Regions from separate parts of the Mus musculus genome. Here region 2 is linked to region 1. A link is a contact called in ENCODE Hi-C or POLR2A ChIA-PET data. All regions are on one chromosome and are shown on one strand. The core of a region is the stretch at or near the end of the contact, and the rest is flanking DNA. Distances in the headings are between cores, read along the strand shown.

Evidence for each region. Hi-C counts contacts between places; a loop is a spot of excess contacts on that map. ChIA-PET counts read pairs that join two places held with the same protein, here RNA polymerase II (POLR2A).
Region 2: a map of T-helper 2 cell shows a loop between it and region 1 (2.5-fold over the local background). The contact joins the promoter of Slc45a1 here to the enhancer-like site in region 1. A Hi-C loop is called at or near these places in 1 of 37 maps with a recorded cell type or tissue (T-helper 2 cell). POLR2A ChIA-PET finds 5 or more read pairs at or near these places in 2 of 5 experiments (both embryonic stem cell).

Annotation. Positions count from the first base shown.
Region 1 is chr4:150,745,378-150,752,387 of GRCm38, reverse strand. No RefSeq gene overlaps it. Among named protein-coding and RNA genes, the nearest start is that of Gm36600, 44 kb to the right of the region's middle. Within about 2 kb of position 3,152, at least 1 of the 3 ENCODE cell types and tissues checked has a DNase peak (open chromatin) inside an H3K27ac peak, as active enhancers do.
Region 2 is chr4:150,648,916-150,655,925 of GRCm38, reverse strand. Slc45a1 (solute carrier family 45, member 1) reads left to right here and starts at 3,752. Exons shown (of 9, transcript NM_173774.3): 1 at 3,752-3,899.

The DNA of each region.
Region 1 (7,010 bases), core at 1,903-4,402:
CTCAGTCTCTGACTCACTGAACACTCACTGAACAAGGCCACTTCATAATAACATCTGGTGCTCTCTCCTTCATGACCAGCAGCTCTCCGGCCCTCTCACATTCAGACTTTTTCCTGCATCTCCTTGATCTTCTCCCACCTCTCGGGTTGGCGGGCTCCTGCTTTCTATCTTCCGACTCCCGAGACCTCCTATGGCAGGCACATCAGGCCCTTTCTAGGCCAGCTACCTGACTCTTCCTCAGCCTGCCTCCTCTGCCCCAGTCTCTGCTCTTCAGAGATCCAGGCTCATAGCTTCCTCTTGCCTGGTGATAGGGTTTCCCACTAGAATGTCCTTCAGGACCTGTGAACTGCTCTGGAGTGGACACACTCCAGGGTCTCTCTCGTCCCACTCACATGCCCACCTTCCTCCTGCCTTCTGGGTCTCAGCCATCACTGCCTCAGACTCTTACTAGATGTGACAAGCAGTGTGCCTTTCCACACACAGAGATCTGGGCCGCGCCCAGATAACCCCTGCTATGGTACCCAAATCCCAGATGTGCATGTGTGTCTGTGTATGTCTGTGTGTGTGTGTTTGTGTGTGAGTCGTGTGTGTGTGTGTGTGTGTGTGTGTTTGTGTGTGAGTTGTGCGTGCGTGTGTGTGTGTGTGTGTGTGTGTGTGTGTGTGTGTGTGTGTGTGTGTGTGAGCTGCCAGATGTCAGTGCTGACAATTGTATTTTATTTACCCACACCTCAGTTTTTGAGACAGAGCTCCTTGACCCTAGAGCTCACCAACAGGCTACTCTTGCTGGCCATTGTGCTCCAGGGCTGAGTCTCTGCGTCTAGCGCAAGGATTACTACAGACGTGCCTCACCACGCCGAGTTTTATGTGAGTTCTGGCAATCCAAGCTCCGGTCCTCAAGTTTGTGTGGCGGGCACTTCACCCTCTGAGCTCTGTCCTCAGTCCCTAAGTCACACTTCCAAGCCACACAATCCTGTGACAGTTCCTGCATTCACAGAGCTGTGAAGTCCTTATTACTGGCGATTCCAGAACATTCTGATCAATCCCCAAAGACGCTGTGGGCATTAGCAGGCTCTCCTCCCTCCCTTGAAGCCCTCCAGGGCAGGACAGGGCTCACTGGTCCGCCTGTGGACTTGCTTGCTTGCTTGGAGGTGTTCATCAGAGCCCAGTCTTGCAAAGTCTGGTCTCCGTGTCTGCTTCCTTCTACTTGTTCGTGAAGTGTTTTCCAGGTTCCTCTGTGCCGTGGCATGCGGCACAACTTCATTCCTGTCTATATTTCATCTACCCATTCATCACATGATGGACACCAGTGTTTCCATGGTAATGGCTATTCCGAGACATGCTATTCTAAGGATCAAACACGGGTTTTGTGTGAGCATATGTTTCCAGTTCTCCTGGATACGCATGCAGCCAAGAGTGGAAGGGCTCGGTCAGGTCCCAGCTGTGTTTAGCTTTGTGAGGGGCTGCCAGACCCCTTCCCACATCCACCCCCATGTTCTCCCTTCCCACTAGCAATGTCCAAGGGACATTTCTCCACATCCTCCCCCAGAACTTGTTATTATCCTTCTTCTTCTTCTTCTTCTTTTTTTTTAAATATAGGCATCCCCTTGGGTGTGCCTTCGCTTGTTTTTGTTTTTATATGGTCTGCGGACCAAAGATGACTTTTACATCTTAAAAGAATTATAAACACACATGGGCACACAGAAAGAACACGTGGCAGACTTCATAATGTGGCTCACAAAGCCTAAAATATTGACTGACTAGCCTTTTCGGGACAGCCCCTCCTGTGCTCCTCTGATCTAACCGGAAACCCATCACCAATCCTGTCCCCCACCACCTCCACCACCAACTTTTGTGTGTGAGGACAGCACTTTTGACCTAGGCTCAGGTGAAATTTCATTTCCTTGAGGAAAACTTTCTTGATTCCCTCCACACCCCCAGAAGTATTTCCCTGTGTTCTGTGGCAGCTGCTTCTGTGTAGGACTCACCCCTCCCCTCTTCCTGTATCTATCCCAAGGTCTTCATGTATCCCAGTCTGGCCTACACCTTACTCTGTAGCCAGGGTTGACCTTGAACTTTCTATCTTCCTTTCTCCAGAATGCTAGGGTACGGGCGTATATGACCACACCCTATTTATGTGATGCTGAGGATTGAACCCAGGCCTCTTGCATGCTAGGCAGGCACGCTACCAGTGGAGCCACATCCCTAGCCCCTCAAATAGAGGAGCTGAATGTACAATCGCGTGGCTCTTGATTTTGCCTGTGGACTGTCTCTGAGATCTTTAGGACAGAAACTGGCTAGGGTGGTGCTCAGTGGGGGTGCTGAGCAATACAGTACACACCTGTTGAATTAATGGAGGCACACAGGCCGCTGAGCTGCTTCTCCTCGTTTAGTTTTTGCGTCTGGGTTGTATGTATGTATGTATGCATGTTTGTTTGTTTGTTTGTGACAGGGTCCCGTGTAGCCCAGGCTAGTCTTGAACTCCCAATCCTCCTGCCTCCAACTCCAGAATCCTATGATTATATAGGCACGCACCACCATGCCCAGCTTGAGAACACAAGTTTCCTGGCCTTTGCAAAGCTCATTAGCAGCCAGAGCAGCGCACTTACATTACAAGGCCCCCGTGAGCTAGAGAAATGACTTGTTATTCAGCAGTATTTACTAGATATCTTTGTGCCCAGTGCCACAGCAAGCCACAGGCCATGATCCTGTATGGGTGTCCTGGGTATAAAAGAAAGAGTTGTTTGTGCCCGTGAGAACTGAGTCTGCCAGCCACGCTCTGAAAGTCAGGCTTGATTCAGGCCTCCCCTTCCTTTGACCTGACCAACCCTCCAGGTAACAGTGTGTGATGACTGTGGTCCCCACCCTAAGGCAGAGCAATAGCCTAGATCCCGGGACTCCTTGTAGGGTCACCTCTGAGGCAGGAGCGACCACTTGACTTGCTTTGATGGGTAAATGATGAGTTGGAATTGTACAGATCTCTTTGGGCAACGGCCCTAGGGGCCTTGCACTTTATCCTGTCCCCTTTCCCTACACTGCGAGGCTGTGGGTGGGGACTGCGTGTCTCTCTGTCTGGGCGATGCTGCCAACCAGAACCTTCTGGATCATGTTGGACAAGCTGTGTAGGGTCGGTGACCTGATTTAGCCTGTCCTGTGGGAGTTCAGCTGGGGGAAGCATCTGGGCAAGCATTATAGGAGGTGGGGCTGACCCAGGTCCAGCAGGATGGGTGAGGTGGGACAGGTCGAGGGTGAGAGTGGTGGAAGGGAGGGCCAGATAGATGGACAGACTGACTGACCGACCAACTGAGAGCTGAGGACATGCTGTCCCCTAGACATGGCGGCTGAGATGCCACCGGCAAAGGCCATTCTGTTTCTTCAGGGCGTTAAAAAAAAATGGCATTGAGAGAAAGCACCTCCCCAGGAGGCTCGCTCAACCTGAGCACTTTTTTTTGAGTTCTTGCATGAAAGGATCTGTCATGAGTTTTCACATGGTCCAGCACCAAAGCCTTTCCACTCCGTTCAACCACCCAAATGTCGAGCGCAGACTGAGAGGGCCAACAGCTGCTGTTTTGAGCAGCCCCTCCAGTAGGACCAGGGCTGGAAGTGACTCATGGTCTTATCCAAGAGTCACCTTTGACATCCGGTGACAGCATCATCACCCTGTGTTTTTGTGCCTGAAAGCCAGGTGCTACTGGAGGAAGGCAGCCTGGAATTCTTAGCAGCAGCTTGTCATCGCGTCCTCAGTGTAGGTCACACCATCACTGTCACCGATGAGGGGAGTGAGTGAGCCTGGGCTTTAGGAAGATAAGCTTTGCCCCATGCTTGCTCAGGGCCATCACCGATGTTTTACTGGGGGGAGGGGGGGCTGGCGAGAAACCAGAGGAATGCACATCCCAGCCAGGGTCCCCTGCGGCTGTCAACCACATGTGATTGATCTGGGGTGGCTGGCCTGTACAGGGGAGGCAGAACAATGGCTACACTTACCCACAGGTGACTAAGTCACATTCTTCTGGGCCAAGAAGCCCAGGTGCAGATGTTTTCCTGCAGAGTGGAGCAGAGCTGGGTTTTATGGGCTGCGAACTCCTATCAGTGAGTGATAAGAAGCCCTGGGCCATTGGCTCTTTGGTGATTGGAGAAATAGTCCACAGGCCCAGGATGTGAAATAAATGAGCATGAGTCATTCGTTCTCCAGGGCCAGGCTCCTGCAAGAACATTTATCTATTGATCTCTCTCTCTCTCTCTCTCTCTCTCTCTCTCTCTCTTACCCATCTGTCTCTCCTCTCTTTGTCTCTCTCTCCTGTCTCTGTCTCTCTATTTTCTCTGTCTTTCTGTCTCTGTGTTTCACTCTCTCTTTCCATCTGTTTTTCTTTTCCTCTCTCTGTCTCTCTCCTCTCTGTCTCTGTCTCTCTCCTTCCATCTGTCTGCCTCCTTTTCCTGTCTCTCTCTCTCTGTGTCTCTGTTTCTCTGTCTCTTTCTCTCTGTCTCTCTGTCTCTCTCTCTCTCTGTCTCTCTCTCTCTGTCTCTCTGTCTCTGTCTCTGTCTCTGTCTCTGTCTCTGTCTCTCTCTCTCTCTCTCTCTCTCTCACACACACACACACACACACACAAGGGCCTCTAAGGAAAAAGTGGAATTATCAGGAAAAAAGAATAGACCAAGCCGGGCAGTGGTGATGCATGCCTTTAATCCCAGCACTTGGGAAACAGAGGCAGGTGGATTTCTAAGTTCGAGGCCAGCCTGGTCTACAAAGTGAGTTCCAGGACAGCCAGAGCTATACAGAGAAACCCTGTCTAGAAGAAACAAAACAAAACAATAATAACAACAAAAGAATAGACCATCCCATCCCTAGTGACACAGAAAGTGACATCTGCCTGCAGAGAAGGGTGGTAGCAACTACTGTCAAAAGAAAAGATGCAAGATGTGTTGGGGGCGGGGGCACTATCTGCTTTTGTCAGCAGCCAGGGCCTTCATCACCCAGATTTCCACATGTTAGACCTTGGGTGCTAGGCACCTATCTGATACAACTTCTTGCTCCCTACCCACTACCTCCTCTGCAGCTGCAGTCACCTGCCCAGGAGGGTACTCCAGGACAAACTCCCATGTTGTGGTGGCTTGCCACCTGCTCTGACATGGTAACTGAGGGTAGTTCTGCAGGCATGCGATCATCTAACGTGTCCCAGCGGTTTTGGAGTGCCCAAGTCCAGGGGAGTTCATAAAGCGTAGTTTACAGCTGCTCATCTTCTGTCCTCCAAGAGTCAAGTCCTTCAGGTTGATTCCCACTGCCCTGGGGATGATGGTGGGCACAGGAGGGCCGGCGCTTACAGGACCTTTGTGGACTTTTCCTTCCTGAGACATTTTTTTTGTTGGTTTTTTTTGTTTGTTTGTTTGTTTTGTTTTGTTTTGTTTTTCGAGACATGGTTTCTCTGTATAGCCCTGGCTGTCCTGGAACTCACTTTGTAGACCAGGCTGGCCTCGAACTCAGAAACCCTCCTGCCTCTGCCTCCCGAGTGCTGGGATTAAAGGCATGCGCCACCAGGCCCGGCTCCTGAGACATTTTTAATAGCTAAAAGCTGCAGGTCTAAAAACCACCATCGGGAAAACAGTCTTAAGTGGTTTTATCTAATCTCGGGCCCAAGTCAATGATCAGAGTATTATGGGTAAAAATGAGTCATACGCCCTCTCATTGTCAAAGTCAGAGGGCTCCTGGCTCTGTCCCCTTCTACCCTGGTTGGGGTTCCAGGGTCCCTCAGAGCCTTAGTTGGATGCTGAGGACACTGTGCGTGTTCTTTGACTGAAGTCTCCTCTTTGATTGCACTGTGCCGCCTTTTTATCTCTTCCCTTCTCCGAGGGTGCCACCAGAAGCCAGGTGACTCCACTAGACTCCTACAGCGCAAAGAGGGTGATGTCGTGCTACCCACGGTTGGCACAAAGGGAACAGAGTTGATACTAAGAGCTGATTTCTTTTTTTTTCCTGACTGCTCATTGTAGGATGGGGAGAGAGAGAGAGAGAGAGGATTGAGAGAGAGGGAGATTGAGAGAGAGAGAGTGTCTGGCATTTCTCCCAAGCATTTCACCCACAAACCGGTTTAGGCCAGTGAGACAGGATGTTCTGCAGAGCAAAGATCATGTGACCGCCCCGTGTGAACAGACAGATGGTGTATCATTAACAAGCTAGCTTCAGGGTTGCATTTCTCTGGCTCCAGGGTGTCAGTGACCCCAGAGATTTAATTAAAAACATAAAAAAATAAATAGTGACAGAGGCCAAAGTTTCATCCTGTTTAGACTCAACATTGTAGTCATTGTGTGTGTGTTGGGGGGTGTGGGTATGTGCTCCTTCTGTTGCAGGGTCTGTGACCTGCCCAAGGGAAACAGGGTTAGTCAGGGGGCATCTGCAGGTTAGCCCCTTGGTGGGTGAGCTTCAAACAGTCACTGTGGCCAGTCACCAGCTCTCTGGCACCCTGTTTCCTAGGGAGACTGAAAGGCTGATTGGAGCTCAGAGACTGCAGAGGACCCAGCTGGTCCACACAGGAGATGGTCAGGATCCCTTTGTGCTAATCGGAAGTATCCAGGTAGGAGAAGAGGCCGTTGTATGTCAGGAGATCCCAGCCTACAGAGGATGCTTTCAGCCCAGCAGAGCCTGGCTCCTCAGCTGCTCTCCAAGCTGTCTGCTGTCAGGTCTTGAGGTTGGGCTCTGGAAGGCTGAAGCTGGAGTTGAGCCCATGAGCATCCTCTAGGCTCACCAGGAGGACATGCTGGCACGGAAACAGGCAGAGGCAGGGAGGCAGAGGGAGGTTGTGTGAGCAGGGTCATGGATTCTCCGCATGACATCTGAGGAAAATCAAATCTAGTCCTTTGGCAGGTACTGGCTTGCAGAGCCCTGTGTGACTGACACATGGGCCTAGACCACCGGCAGCAAGGGGCCAATGGAGTGTCATAAGGAGGAATTCTTTGGATGAGACACAATTAATCTTTTCCAGGTGACAATTCATTTTGTCAACTGAAGTTGCTCTTAAGGG
Region 2 (7,010 bases), core at 2,503-5,002, 97 kb after region 1:
GTGACTTCTGGCCTGATGGACAGTCCTTCTCCCACTGAGGCTGGGAGGAATCACGACACTGCATAGAGTCATGGTTCCCTTGCCTAATTTAGCCCTGATCTCCTGTGAGTTACTGTGTAGACAGGAGTGAATATACACAGAAAGAGACAGAAATAAAAGGAAGCAAAATTGCTTTCTTCTGTTCCTGGAAGGGTTAAAGAAATAAAAAGGAAGTTTCTAGATTTGGAAAGTAAAAGGAGGGCAGAGGAATTTTTGAAATTTCTTTCTTTCTTTTTTTTTTTTTTTTTCTTTCTCTCAACAATGCCTAGATTTTTAAGCCCTTTCTCCTGCTGGAAAATCCTAGTGTGACAATGAGAAACTGGATACCAATCTTTGTCTTCTGCACAATCCTCCGTGAGGCACCTGCTGCCGCCCCACCCCCACCCCCATTCCCTCTTCTGGACGGAGGTTCTAGCTTCCCTGCAATTACATGTGACCATGTCTCCAGGACCAAGTCCTGGATGTGAAAAGGGTCCCACCCATAGGGGAAGGTAGCATTTCCACAAGACTTCAGGGAGGGCCTCCACGGCCAAGGAAAGCCCTGGCTCAGTTGGTAGAGTGTTTGCCTAACACGCATGAGGCTCTGGGTTCAAACCCCAGCACTGTGTAAACCAGCCCTGATGGCAAACACCCTTAATCCCAGCACTTGGGAAGTAGAGGCAAGAGGAAGATCAGGGGTTCAAGGCCACTTAGTCACGAAGTGAATTCTAGGCCAGTCTGGCTACATGTGACCTGTTTCTCAAACAGGTTTCCAAAGCTAGGGTAAAAGTGCATCCCAAATTCCTAGACTGGAGAAACAGAAGCAGGAGGCTTGCTGTGACATTCTCTTGTTTGCTGACTGATGTGGAGGGCTCAGCCCACTGCGGGTGGGATCATCTCTAGGCAGGAGGGCCTGGGATGTAGAAGCTGTGGGAGCAAGCTGTGGGGCGGGTCCCTAACAGTGCTCCTCCATGACCCGTGCTTCAGGTCCTGCCTTTGGGTTCCTGCCTTGGCTTTCCTCCATGATGCACAGTCACCGCACAGGAACATGTAAGTCAGGGGACCCTTCCCTCTCTCAGCTGCTTTTGGCCATGGTGATTCTCACAGCAACAGAAGAGCAAGCTAGGACATGTCTCTGCCTGTCCTTGGCCACTTCTACCCTCAAAGTTGTCTCCTCCCATCTAGGCCAGGCCTCGACCTCCTGTCCGACCCGTCCCCACACCCACCCCTGACCTTCTCAGTTTCCCACCAAGAGCCTCATGGTCTTTGCAGAATAGGAATATAGCTTGTTTCACAGTGCCTGCCCCCACCCATGAACCCTCTCTGGCTTCTCCCTGCTCTTAGACAATGGCAACAGGTGGTGTAGCTCAGTGACATTGTTCAACATAGCCTTCAAGAGGGTCCAGGGTCCAAGCCCAGCACACACACAAACACACAAACACACACATACACAATCACACTACTTAAGCCAGCATGGTAGCATAAACCTATAGAGTTCAAGGTCAGCTTAGGTAGTATAACGAGACCTCATTAAAAGAAGGAAAGGGGGGGTGGGGGATGGAAAGATAGAGGAGTGGAGGGAGGGACAGATGGAGGGGGAGAGATGGAAGGAAGGATGGATGAGGGAGAGAGGTGGAAGAAGGAGGGATGGAGGAAGGGAGAGATGGAGGAGGGAGAGATGGAGGGGGGAGAGATGGAGGGAGGAGAGATGGAGGGAGGAGAGATGGAGGAGGGAGGAAATGACAGGAGTCCTGCCTCCAGCTGCCACTGCAGCCCCTCCTCTCCGACACCTGGGCCTCTGTGCAGCCTCTCCCATCACAAGGCCTCTCAAGCTCTGTGCTCACTGGGCTCTTCCCTGCCCACAGATCTGCCACCTGTGGGCAGATCAACCCTTTGTTGAGAACGTCCTCAGCCTTACGTTGTCTTCGAAGTATCATTTCTTCAACATGTCCTCACCTCAACCCCCACGGCCATGCATCTCCCTCTGGAGCAACCGTGTGGCTGCTCAGCACAGGCCTGTAGTTGTCTGGATCATGTCAGGTCCCCAGGGCGTCTGCACTCACTCCTCTTCCCTGTGCCCAGTGTCACTTCTCTTCAAGATGTCAGTAGAGCTGACCCTTTACCTCCGCGTATTTCTCTAAATATCATTGCCTCCTCAACTCAAACTTGCAGCATCTCTGCCTCTCTCAGCCCCACGCTCCTCCCTCAGCCCCACGCCCCTCCCTCAGCCCCACGCTCCTCCCTCAGCCCCACGCCCCTCCCTCAGCCCCACGCCCCTCCCTCAGCCCCACGCTCCTCCCTCAGCCCCACGCCCCTCCCTCAGCCTCACGCCCCTCCCTCAGCCCCACGCTCCTCCCTCAGCCCCATGCTCCTCCCTCAGCCCTACACCCCTCCCTCAGCCCCACACCCCCTATCTACCTGCTTTCTTGTTTGCTGGAGTTGCTGGAGATCGTAAATATTGATTATCAACCCCATGGCATCTGGTCTCTCCTAAGAAGCATCACCGTGTTTACCTGGCCGCTTCATTAAGTATGTAAGACCCACACTGAATGTGGGCTGCACCATCCCATGGCTGGGGGCCTGGACTGCATGCAAAGGAGCCTTCATCTCTCTCTCTCTCTGCTTCCAGATCGTGGGTGTGGTGTGGGTAGCGCCTCACCCTCCCGCCCCTACGCTGTTCTCTAGAACGAGAGGCCAGAATAAGCCCTCTCCCTGGAGTTGTTTCTTGTGTTTGTGTTTAGTCACAGCCAACATAGGTGTCCTCTTCCCTTACAAAAATGTTGCTAGGCAAGTAAAGACTGCATGCCTGCACACATGTATGCCCTGTGCAGAAGCTGAACTAAGACTCTCAGTGACATGCAACTACACAGTCAACTTCAGCCACAGTCACTGGTGGGCAGCAGAGTCCCGGGAGAGTCACCATAATCTCTCTACCTTAGCAGTTTCATCTGAAATTGTATGTATTCTGAGGGAGTTGTGTGTTCTGACACACCATTGGCATGCTTTACTGTGAATATGCGCAGTGGTGGGTGTGTGTCACAGATGCTATGGGGAGGATCAGAGGGCACATTACTGGAGTTGAATCTGTCCTTCCACCTTTAGTGGGTTCCAGGGACTGAATTCAGATCTCCAGACTTGCTTGGCAAGGCTTGTTACCACTGAGTCATCTCTCCAGCACCTACGTATTTATTTTATTTATCCTATTTAATGTGTATATTCCTCTCTAGCCTGTCAACCCTGAGGTCGGAAAGGTTTCCCCCTCTCTTCCTTACATCAAGGGGTCTAGAATAAAGCCTGGCATAGCCCGGCCACCTGATGGATCTGTGGCCAGAATAATGAGTGTAATACTTTGGGGGATTGGTTTAGTGCAATGGGCACAATTTTAGGGGGTACGTGTTTATCTATAAACATATGCACGGCTATTTACTTAGAATTGAAGACACAAAAATGTATGTATTTCCTTTAAAATGAGAATGAGGAAGAACAGTCACGGGCCCCGGCAAGTGCTTTTATAATACATTCATGACCATGGAAAAACAAACATAAACTATTATATGTCTGTCTTTCTTTTTTCGCTCAGGTTTTTTTGTTTTGTTCTGTTTTTGGAACTGGTCCCACAAAGTCATACTGCCTCCCACTCCTGCATTCTGCCTATAGACCCCGGTTGTCCCCAAAGGTGCGATGGCACAGCCAACCGGCTGCTTTAAGGATGCTCTGCGGGACCTAGCGGCGGGATGCAGCCGTGACGTCACGGCCCCGCCCCACGGGGTGATGCTGCAGCTGCCGCGGCGGGGCCGGGGGCGCCGGGCTAGGACGGAGCTGTACCCCGAAGAACCAGGAACCCAGCCTGGGAAAGGGATGCCTCCCGTCTGGACGTACAGGTACCGGGCGTTTCCTCCTGCGCCCTCTGCCCAGCTCCGCGGCTTGGCGCCGGGAGCAATGCTGCTTAGGCCCCAGGATGATACTAGTGCCCAGGCTGGGGGCTCTAGGCAGGCATGGAGACCTTTGTTCTTCTTGGATGTTTAGTGAATTAAGCTGAGAATGGAACCTCCGGGGGCGCAGCAACCGCAGGCCTAGAGGGAGAAGCAGTCTGGTAAAATTTGCACCCAGCGTCTGCTCTGTTTATTGAGCCCCAGGCCTGTTCCCGGCCACCTGGGCAGGTGTCATCAGCTTCCGGTTCACCTCCTCCCTGAGGCTGAGTCCTCTGGATGGTCAGGGGCCTTTGTAAAACATCTCCTGGGATGTCTGGGTTATGGGGAACAGCACCCTGTCATTACCTCTGTCCTGAGTCATATCGCTGAGGGTGTCATGCTAAAGCTGACACTAGAGGCGGGCAAACCTCCCCTTCATTCTCTTCTGGATAATAACCTCTCACGACCCCTGGAGTCGTTAGAACGTTTGTTTTCCTGTTCTTAGGGGGAGGAGAGTCAGGTGCTGATGAAACAAAGTCAGAGTGCTTCTAGTCGGGACTTTGGAGGCAAGTTAGCCCTGAGTAAGGAGTCAAAGTCCCGGAGATGTAGCAGAACTGGGCCCCGATTCAGTGCTCCATCCCCTTAAGAGGTTTGAACTAACAGCTCTGAGAATCTGTAGGAGGTGAAAGAGAACTGACCCTAAGGCAACCCCATGGGTGGAAAGCCCCCTCCCCCCGTTTTTTGTTTGTTTGTTTGTTTCATTTCGTTTTGTTTTGTTTAACAGAAAAGAGAAAAGAAAATGGGTTGATTCCAAGTGAGATACATTTTTTTAAGTATTCAGGTTATTGCATGTTTCTTTTTTGTTAATCAAGTGCTGTTGAAACAGCCCATAACAGGTTAGGGATGGCTCAGTGGATAAAGAAATTGCTGCCCAAGCAAGGGGACCTGAATTTGAATCCCCATGTCCCATTTAAAGCCACCAGTAGTGGTATCGTGTACCTGCAATCCTGGCAGCCCTAGGGCTGGATAGGAAGCAGAGATGGAAATCTCTTGAAGCTCCTGGGTGGGCTAGCCTGGTGTATCCTGCTGCAAGTCAGAGGTTGTGTCTCTAACTGCCCACAGAAAAGTAACTTTAAAAAAATCTGTCACAGTATAAAATTTTGTAAAGCATTTAACATTTTTTTTCTTGATTTTTCAAGACAGGGTTTCTCTGTGTAGCCCTGGCTGTCCTCGAACTCACTCTGTAGACCAGGCTGACCTTGAACTCAGAAATCTGCCTGCCTCTGCCTCCCGAGTGCTGGGATTAAAGGCATGTGCCACCACTGCCCAACTTCAAATGTAATTTTTTATTTTTAAACCTTAATTTTCACGTGTGTGTGTGTGTGTGTGTGTGTGTGTGTGTGTGTGTGTGTGTGTGTGCCAGTACCTGGGAAGCCAGAGAAGTCATCAGATCTCTAGGAGCTGAAGTTACAGGTGATTGCTGTCCACATGATGTGGGTGCTGGGAACCAAGCGTGGGGCCTCTACAAGAGCAGCAAATGCTCCTAACCTCCCAAGCTATCTCTTCAGCCCAGACAAATACATTTTTTTAATAAAAAAGGTTATTCTGGGACCAGCAATATGACTTAGCGGGTAAATGCATTTGCTACCAAGTCTGGCGACCTGAGCTCCATTCCAGGGACCCAAATGGTGCAAAGAGAACCAAATACTGCAAGCTGTCCTCCTGCTTCCACAGGTGTGTCATGGTTCGAGTATATACACACACACATGCACACACACATGTGCACACACATGCACACACATATGTAGACACATACATGTGCACACACATGCACATGCCACACGTGCACACACATGTACATATACCCACATGCATACATGTGTATACATGTACATACACACATGTACATGTCTGGCTTCCACATGTGTATAATGGTTCCTGTACACACATGCACACACACATGCACACATCATGCTTCCACAGGTGTGTCATGGTTTGTGTGTACAAACATGTATGCGTGCACACATGTCTGGCTTCCACACTTTTCTCATGGTTCATGTACACACACATACACACATGCCTGCTCACACACTCTGATAGATTTATATATAGAGAGAGAGAAAGATAGATAGACAGACAGATAATGGGTAGGTAGGTAGATAGGTAGATAGATGATAGAGGTAATTCTGACCTGACTCCAACACAAACAGGAAGTTTCTCCAAACTTGGGTTTAGTTCTGGCTCCTGGACTAGAGCAGCTGTTTTCAACCTGTAAGTCATTACCCCTTTGGGGTCAAGCAACCCTTTCACAGGGTCACCTAAGACAATGGGAAAACACAGAGATTTGCATTACAATTCATAACAGTAACAAAGTTACAGTTATGAGGTAGCAATGGAAAAAAGTTTCTGGTTGGGAGTCACCACAGCATGAGGAGCTGTGTTAAAGAGATTAGGAAGGCTGAGAACCGCTGCTCTGGACTGATTAACGGACAAGTGTCTGCCTTTGCCAGGAAGGGATGCAAGCCTTGTTTAAAGCTGAGTAGCAGGATATGATGGTGGATTCCTACTGCTAATGGAGAAGCAGCCCGTCTGCACAATCCGTCTGGAACAGGCTCTGAAAGTTGCCCTTTACACCAACGGGATAATCCAGACTGGAACCACAGTCCTCCATTCCAGAGTCAAAGGGACAGTTTCGTTTTGTTTGTTTGTTTGTGGGTTTGTTGTTGTTTTGGTTTTGGTTTTTCAGGACAGGGTCTCACTATGTAGCCCTGGCTGTCCTGGAACTCACTCTGTAGACCAGGCTGACCTCGAACTCAGAGATCCACCTGCCTCTGCCTCCCGAGTGCTGGATTAAAGAAAGGCATGTGCCACAAGCCCAGCTAAAGGGACAGAACACATGCTTACCGGGGTGAATGCAGATAGGAAAGAGGGGGTACAATGCTGTGTCTCTTAAGTGGGGAGGGCTTGAGGAAGAATGTGTGCTGTGGCCAACGGGCAGAGTTGGGCCAAGCTCTCAGCACCCCTGTGTCAAGGACTCTTGGCTTTGAGAGTGTGAAGCTGTGGGGTCCCTAGGACCTACCT